Regions from separate parts of the Homo sapiens genome. Here regions 1 and 2 are each linked to region 3. A link is a contact called in ENCODE Hi-C or POLR2A ChIA-PET data. All regions are on one chromosome and are shown on one strand. Each heading gives the region's core, a stretch centred on a gene start or an enhancer-like site at or near the end of the contact. The rest is flanking DNA. Distances are from core to core; before and after follow the strand shown. Region 1 has its middle 36 kb from the start of MIR221. Region 2 holds the start of MIR222HG (miR222/221 cluster host gene). Region 3 has its middle 59 kb from the start of LINC01204.

What was found. A loop is a pair of places that touch in the nucleus more often than their neighbours do. ChIA-PET counts read pairs that join two places held with the same protein, here RNA polymerase II (POLR2A). Pooled maps may share reads with other maps.
Region 1: a loop to region 3 is called in a pooled map, with 10 times the contacts of the local background. The contact joins two enhancer-like sites. A Hi-C loop is called at or near these places in 5 of 50 pooled maps. POLR2A ChIA-PET finds 5 or more read pairs at or near these places in 2 of 52 experiments (PC-3 and activated CD4-positive, alpha-beta T cell).
Region 2: a loop to region 3 is called in a map of sigmoid colon, with 2.5 times the contacts of the local background. The contact joins the promoter of MIR222HG here to the enhancer-like site in region 3. A Hi-C loop is called at or near these places in 1 of 168 maps with a recorded cell type or tissue (sigmoid colon) and 1 of 50 pooled maps. POLR2A ChIA-PET finds 5 or more read pairs at or near these places in 1 of 52 experiments (HCT116).

The regions. Positions count from the first base shown.
Region 1 is chrX:45,709,251-45,711,950 of GRCh38, reverse strand. No RefSeq gene overlaps it. Among named protein-coding and RNA genes, the nearest start is that of MIR221, 36 kb to the left of the region's middle. RefSeq lists an enhancer at 1,730-1,829. Within about 2 kb of position 1,435, at least 6 of the 41 ENCODE cell types and tissues checked have a DNase peak (open chromatin) inside an H3K27ac peak, as active enhancers do; they include PC-3, where a contact is called at or near this core.
Region 2 is chrX:45,768,909-45,771,608 of GRCh38, reverse strand. It overlaps MIR222HG (miR222/221 cluster host gene), which reads left to right and starts at 1,342. Exons shown (of 2, transcript NR_170290.1): 1 at 1,342-1,524; 2 at 1,657-2,700.
Region 3 is chrX:45,444,776-45,447,475 of GRCh38, reverse strand. No RefSeq gene overlaps it. Among named protein-coding and RNA genes, the nearest start is that of LINC01204, 59 kb to the left of the region's middle. Within about 2 kb of position 1,280, at least 3 of the 41 ENCODE cell types and tissues checked have a DNase peak (open chromatin) inside an H3K27ac peak, as active enhancers do; they include HCT116 and PC-3, where a contact is called at or near this core.

The DNA of each region.
Region 1 (2,700 bases), core at 186-2,685, 260 kb before region 3:
GCCTTCCAAATTTTTCCAGACGCATCTCTGATCTGAACTCCTCTTTCCATCCTGGCCTTACCACAACCCCCAAGGCATTCCTTTTTCCTCAGACCTCCTTTGATATTTTCTGCCTGTAGAGGTAAACTGAAAATTAAACAGGGCCTCCATGGACCCTTTCTTGTTTTGAGTTTTTTAACTATTAGTTTAGCCTTGTGTTTGTTTAGCTTTTTGCCAACCTGACTCTTATCTCCCTGCATGGTTTTTGGTAGTAAGGGTAAGAACTGTGTCCTATCCATCTTTGTGTCTCCCCAAAAGGCTTTGCACATAATTGAAATTCAATAGGACAAAAGAAGAAAGTGGTATTTAAAATGAGAGACCTTTCAAAGAGTGAAAGATGCCAGTTGAAATGGAGTGTTTGTGACAAAAATCTTCAGTCAATACGTTTTTCAAATTCTTTCAGTGTTGACTCTCAAATATTTATGCTAATGACAACCAGGAAAAGCACAGATATTGGAAATGTACCAAACCAAGACTAATTCTGGCCAACTCATTCTTTTCATCAAAACTTCTGTAAGAGTATCTAACAAGAAAAGGTTCAGGCACCACTGACCTCTCGCAACTCTCCCTCAAGGGAGTCAAGCTCAATTCATGCCTCAGGTTCAAACCATTCGTGGGAGGTCCAAAGCGTGGCGATCTGAGGGTACAAGAGAGAGGGAGGAAGATGGAGGGAGAAAGTGAAAAGGCAAAGGATCTGAAAATGAAAGAAAACATATATCAGTTGTTTACACAGAGCTTGGATTTAGAATCTTTAGATCAGCTAAGGTCATTTCCAATTAATTACTTACGTGATTTTATTCTTATAAAGAACGGCTACTTTTTCCACAAAAGGAAAGGAAGGAAGAAAAGAAAGAATGGAAAGAATGGAAAGAAAGAAAGAAAGAAAGAAAGAAAGAAAGAAAGAAAGAAAGAAAGAAAGAAAGGAGGGAGAGAGAGAGAGAAAAGAAAGAAAGAAAGAAAAAAGGAAAGAGAGAGAGGGAGAGAGGGAGGGAGAAAGGAGAGAGGAGGTGGAGAGATGGGGGAGAGAGACAGAGCGCAATCAAAAGGGTAGGGCAAAAGGGAGCTCTCCAAAAAGACCATTATTTGCCTTTTTGGTATTTTATTGAAGTTCAATATGGTTTAATTGACACAGGAGTCTGGAATGCTCTGAAACTGTGACTAAGGGGACAGCCTCTCTGGGTAATTTAAGCTTCCTTTCTCATTCATAACCTCAACCACAAGGTTGAACTGGCACCCTGTTCTTTTTGAATTTCATGAGTAAAAAATGCACTGAAAACCATTACTCTAGCCAGAATGAGTGCTGCTTCCTCCTGATCCACTTACTGACAAATAGTACATCCTAAACCAGGTAGCTGACTAAGTCCTTAGTCACAGAAACAGAAGTTCTTCATCCGATCAGCCTTTTCCTCTCCCCGTTGGCCAGGCTGCCCCATCTGCTCTGAGACACTGGAGCCCCTTGAGTAAATTAGAAACCCAACTTCAGGGCAGTGAGTTACAAGCAGAAAAACCCCAGCATCCTGTACACTCTGACAGTAGCACCACACAAGGACATTTAGGAAAGAAAATGCAAATAGCTTGACATAAACTAAGAATTAGCAGCCTCTGTGGTCTGATACTAGGGAGTCTGGGAAGGCCCTAATGTCACCCCCACCATCACCACCACAGGGCTGTGGCCTTCTGGAGTAAAGCTCTTATCCTTCCTCAAAGGTCAAGTGATTAAGGCCTCTACCACTTTATTACTCACATCTTCATGTGAATGCATAAACTGAAAGGCATGGACAGGGAGAGAGAGAGAGAGGAACAATGTGGGTTAGAGGGTACATTTCAAACCCCAAATCAGAAGTCTTGAAGTGCAGGGTACCTTTGGGAAAGTGATTTCATTTCTCTGGGCACCATCTTCACGCGAAAGTTGATCTAGCTAGATAATTTTTACATCTGTCTCTCTTCCTTCCTGTCTTCCATTCTCTTTCTTTTCCTTTCTTCTTGTCTACGAGTATTTATTGAGCCCCTACTATGTGCTACACTTTGTTCTAGGCATTGTGAATATCACTGTAAACAAAATAGGCTAAGTCTGCATCCCATGTAGCTTACATTCTCATAGGGGAAACATAATAAGCAAAGAAATACATAATGCAGATAATTCTCACTTTGCATTGTTTTGATATGCATGAATTTTGATTACCATGGTTTATTTAACACCAGGTTCCCAACAAAACAGTTCAAATTTTAGTCACCACAGCATATTAATTGTGAGTAACTGCTGCAAATTTCACTGCTAGCTCTCCAGGCCACAAATGGCTATGTAAGTGACAAATGTTCATCATAATCAGTGACCAATCGCATTACTTCTTTCAAAATCATTCAGTGATTGGTCACTGTGCATCTGTTACTCAGTTCACACAAGGAAAGCAAAGCCTGTAGCTGTGTTGCCTCTTTGTCTCCCAGTGGTAGAGAGATACTTTAGGCAAAATAATTGAACTTCTAAAGTACTACTACTGTTGGATAACACTCCAGGTCAACCTGATTCTCTTAAATGGAAATGTGAAAATTTGCTTTTTACACCCAACACAACCTCATTAATCCATCCAATGGACCACGCAGTTATTTCAAATTTGAAAGCCTATTAGATGTACTTTCAGACAGACTAGGAATGCTCTAACT
Region 2 (2,700 bases), core at 93-2,592, 320 kb before region 3:
GCCTCCATTGTAAAAATTTCAGTGCACAGTTCTGAAATTTAAAATATTAGGGAACAGAGCCAGAGCGTTGCCATACCTTAAAAATAATCTTGCATCTCTCCTGTTTACATGATTCAATTCTTGAAACCAGTTGGAATGTGCGTCCTGATCTCTAAATGTACAAGTTATTTAAAAAAAATGTGAGCTTGTCAGCTTAGCTACAGCCACCAGTCTAATAAAACTGAGTCACATCCAAATGGGCTGCACTTAAACTACCCTCCCATTCTAGGGAAAACGTGGCTGGAGGAGGCAGTCTGAGTCATCACCTGGTTTGTTTGACATACACTTCCTTCCATAAATTGGGAATGGCAAGCGGCACAGTGTTCTGGGCTTGCCTGGGAGAAGGAGCTGTTGCAGTCTTGCACGATCAAAATAGGGCCTTTAGGTTTGAAGGATGAGGTTGAGCCCATATTTTGACTCCAAATGTCGGGGGAGGGGAGAAGAAGTCGACAGATCCAAACAAGGAACATTTGTAAGTACCATTTTTGGAGGTCGGAGCAATGGTAGGGGTGTTCGCAGTTGAATTTCTTCCTAAACATAAAAGGTGTTTAAGAGACAAATTGGGGGCATTCAAATAAAAATAAATGGGTATCTAGTTCACAAAGTGGGCTCGTTTACTTAACAAGAGTGTCCTTGATGTGTACAGTTTAAAATGATTGAGAGAGAGATGATTTGTTAGTTACCATACGAATCTGTTCTGGCAATGTTTAATTTCACTTAATTTATTTAACTATTTTAAAAGAAATGTATTTCACTTAGGAATCTTTTCATGGCCAATTTGAATCTCCTTCAGGGGTATTTTGAGGGGATGGGAAGAGAGGCTCATGTGTCTCGCACATTTTCTTACAGCGGTTTTGCAGAGGCTCACTGGAGCTTTTTAAAATAAAAAAGTTTAGAATGTAAAATTATTGGAGACTATAGAGGAAGGGGAAGGAGGAGTAGATTTATAGCTGAAGTGGGTTTGTAAACTCAGCGTCTGCTTTGGGATTATTTTTTAATATGTGCCAGACATTCTTCTGATTTTCATCCTGGCTTGGTTGTGGCTCTTTCTCTGTCTGTGTGAGGCTGGGGTGTTCCCTGTTTTAAAGCCGTAGTTGTCGCAGCCTGGGCGTTTTCTGTTTCGGCTTATGGCTTTTTTTCTCTTTTCCTGAATGAGTGTCCTTTGTGTAACCCCAGTAATTCAGAAATCCTGCAGTCATAGGGACTGCCCTATCATGTGACTTAGGTACTAGGTGCTGGCTGCGATTGGTCAGCAGCTAATTGGCGGGTCCCTATAAGAGGTCTTGGGTCGGGCGTCCGGCCACTCTCCTGCCTGGGCTGCTGCTCAACGGGGGCTGGGGGTGTGTGGGGCGGGGGTGGTCTGTCCAGTGATTCAGCCACATGTGATAGATGACCAAGTGACTGCTTTCTTGGAGTCCGCACACCAGTGGAAGACTCTCAAAGTGGTTGTGACCGACTTGATCAAACTCTAGGCTTCCTGAACTGGTAACTGTCACTTTAATATAGGTTACTGATTAAACTCAGAAAAATGCAGCTTAAAATCTTTGCCAGGAACTTGTGTGGACTTATTCCCTGTTCCCCCCCCCACCCCCCTTGTTCTGATTTGTTTTGTCACAGGAATGAAATGCAGATAACTCTTTAGAAAACTTTTGTAGGAAAAGCGCCTCGTGTGATCTGGAACAAAGACGTTTTATAATCAGATTTATCAAGCTGCGAAGAGGGAGTTTTAGTGAACGGAAGCAGCAGCATTCTGTCACCAGGAAATACTCCTTTATCCAGAATTGGTAAGTGAAAAGTGGCATTGCTCCCTAATAGATATCATATGCGTGTGTGGGAATTGAAAAATTGTTCACAGACCCCTAACAACTGTGTTGAACAGAGAACACATAAACAGTGAGGAGTTCTAAAAAAGAGCAGCACGAGAATACCGCATAAAGACTGAGAAGAAGCCAGGTAATTAACAAAAATGAGCTGAGTGCTATCAGTTTAGCTAAACATATGTAATACAGCTAGATTTGGTTGTTTTATTTTTTCTTGTTAGTGGAGGAGAAACATAAAATCAGAATGGGCTGTTTAGTAGAATTGCGACATTAACTTTCCATGGATGTAGATTTCCATTTAGTCTGAATAGCATGTATGAAATTTGAAGGGATGCTTTCAGAATTAGTCTACTTGCCCTCCTTTCCTTTCCTCTGCATTAAGATGTCAAGTATTTAGTTAGAACCTTACAAGATGAAAGTTGTACAAAATGAAAGTTCAAGTAATGCGTCGGAAACACCTCTCCTGATTGGGAAGGGTAGATTACAATGGCAATAGATTTTTGTTTTTTGTTTCTTACATTTGTGTCACGAATTTTAAGTTTGTTCTATTGGATTACATTAGTACAGCAAAAGGGGGGTTATTTCTATCTATATGGTTCATGACATTTTGAGAGGTCGTGATTAGTAGTTCTTACTGGTTTCGTATGCGTGTTCCTGCCTGTTGAATTCAGTTTTCTAATCTTGAATCTGAGCTGCCTTTATGTTAAAGGGTTCTAGAAAAAGACAATAAAGCTTTGAATACCCGTGTTATATACAACAGGTTCCTGTTCATGATGTATAAGGTAACGCAATTTTATTTTAGGCATGAATGTCTAATTTCTTGATTTGGCTTCTTAAGAAT
Region 3 (2,700 bases), core at 31-2,530:
TTTAAACCTCCATGCCAGGACACAGTCAGTACATAGATCAGGGGTGGGCAAGGGGATTGCCCTCACTAAGACACACAATTGCCTACCAGATATGACATGGTACTACCAGTCTAAGGGCAGGGACAGCCATTGCCATGCCCATCCAGGGATTCCACAGAGTGAAAGCACACAACCCTGCCTTCCCCACACTCATACCCATGCCCTTGTCAGGGACAAAGAGTATCAGCTGTTGGGGCTGAGGGCAGGGACAGCCACTGCCATGCCCATCCAGGGATTCCACAGAGTGAAAGCACACAACCCTGCTTTCCCCACACTCATACCCATGCCCTTGACAGGGACAAAGAGTATCAGCTGTTGGGGCTCAGGTAAGGTGCGACATGGGGTATCAGGGGCAGGGGAGCATATGGCTGAGAAGCTGTCTCAGGTTGGGGGCAGGAGGCAAGACCTTCCTTGAGTTGAGGCTCCAAGCTTCTTGCATATTCCCCGTTGTCCATTCAGACATCATTTACAAAACACAAATTCCAAAATACAATTATTAAGAATTTGAAGATGGTGACCAGGTAGCATTAAGCTCCCAGATCAGGGCTCTTCTAAGCATAGGGTCCTGTGTAACTATACTGCTCACATGCCCATGAAGCCAGTCCTGCCAGCTACTCCTGAAATGGGTAGGATAAAACCTGACCAGATCAATGGCATACCTATCCAGACTCCACACTGCCTTAGGAATAGAGTGGATCTCCTCAACTAGTTTTAAAAAAACCTTCAGAATCTAACCCCTGATCATTTCTTCAATCTCATCTTTACCTAGTACCCCCTCTGCAACTATAGATTTTAGCCAAACTGAACTTACTAGCAGTTGCTTTAATCCACAAAGCTCTTTCTCAACTGCCTGTTGCTTCTGCTTCTGCCTGGAATGCTTTTCGCTTTCACTACCACCACCTGCACCTCCACCTTCCCCTACTTTTTCTCCTACTCTATCTTTCAGGTGAATACTCTAGATGCATCTGGCATCCTGTGTGGTACTGTACCATAATGCATTCAACCCAAGTGTGGGAATTAAAGTTGCCTGTTTACCTGCCTGTCCCCACAATAGCTATAAACTCCAAGAAGGAAGAGCTGGTGTCTTGTTCACTATATCTTCAGTGCTTGACAGAGTATTGGCAAGAGTAGGAAACAGTGACACTAATTAAATGGATGACTGGTCCAAGCTGTAAGACTCAGTGTGCTTTCACTGAAACAACCGCCTGTCAAAGTATCTTATGACTAAATGCTGTAATCTTTTATTCTCTGAGTCACACACAGAACTACTTCCTTTTTTGAGATTGTTTTTGTATCTGTCATATAGTTTTAAGTGGTTGAAGTTTATAGGACTTTCTTCAGATGAGATGCAATCTCTTCTTGCTTCAGTAGAATTTATACCTTAAAGATTTTTTAATCTTTCCTATTCTTCACTTGCTTCAAAAGTATTTATGATAACCGCAAGTGGTGGTGACCCCAGAATTATGATCTGAAATGCCTTTGGATCATCAGCACAGGATTTTGCAAGTAAGGCTGTGCATAGGTCAGGGCTCTCCAGGCAGGTCAGCATGCTTAAAGTCTTTAGGCTTAGAAGCCCTTAAAATATAAAAATAAATAAAATGAACATCAGTTACATTTTCTCTCACTGTGTACTCAGACATAAAAACCTCTCATTTTCTAAGAACCCTAAAGAGACAACTTGGGATTCACCTGAATCATTTGTCGTTGGCTCCTAAGAGATAGATAAAAATTAGGCGATAGCACAGCACGTGGAGGGAAGGAAATTCAGATGTCTTTGCTGCCCATTCCCTTCAGAGTGGGGCTCCACTTTGTCACAGTGTTCAGAGGTCAGAATCCAGAGCCCCAGCAAGAGCTCAAACATGCAGCGGCCCTCTGAGCTTTCTACCACCCAGCATTCATATTGACTTGGCTTTGAGGCTAACAATGGAAAGCTAGAGTTAGATTTGTCAAACTGTGCCTTGTATAAATTTGCTTGGTGTCTGAAGGCTGTTTTGAAAGTATATTTAGGCTTCTGGTACTCTTGTGAAATTAATTGTTTAAAAATAGCTTGTTTGGTGGGTATAACTTCTGAAATAATTCACTTTTTTAAAGTAACACTGTAATTTTTACTCAGTGGCAATGTGTTTGTTCTAAAGTACACATAGTTTATAATGGAAAGTAAGCCATGATCATGTGACTCTTCTGGAGAAAGAAGAGGTATTATATTTGCTTCACTTGACCCAGAGGTGCACAACCACAAGGACAGAAAAACATTTTGTAACTTCTATAGCTACTTTTTACTTCACTTGTCTAACATTTATTTAATTATTCATATTTTTCAATTTCTCTTCCTACCTATAACAGTAACTATGGATCACAAACTGTGTGCACATTTATTCTGTAACAGTATAACAAAATGGTTAAAAACACACCCAGCATCGGGAGCCAGAGTGCCTGGATTCAAATCTGAACCCCAGCTGGCTCACTTGCTATGAGACCTTGGGCTTCTCTGAGCCTCAGTTTCCTCATCTATAAAAAGGGGATAATAATACTGCCCACCCCACAGAGTTTTTGTGTGGTGCTATTACATGGGTCAATATGTTTCTTTATATTTAGCACTATAGATGTATTAGATAGGAATCACATTAGCAAGATGGCAGACTAGACGTTTTTATTATTATC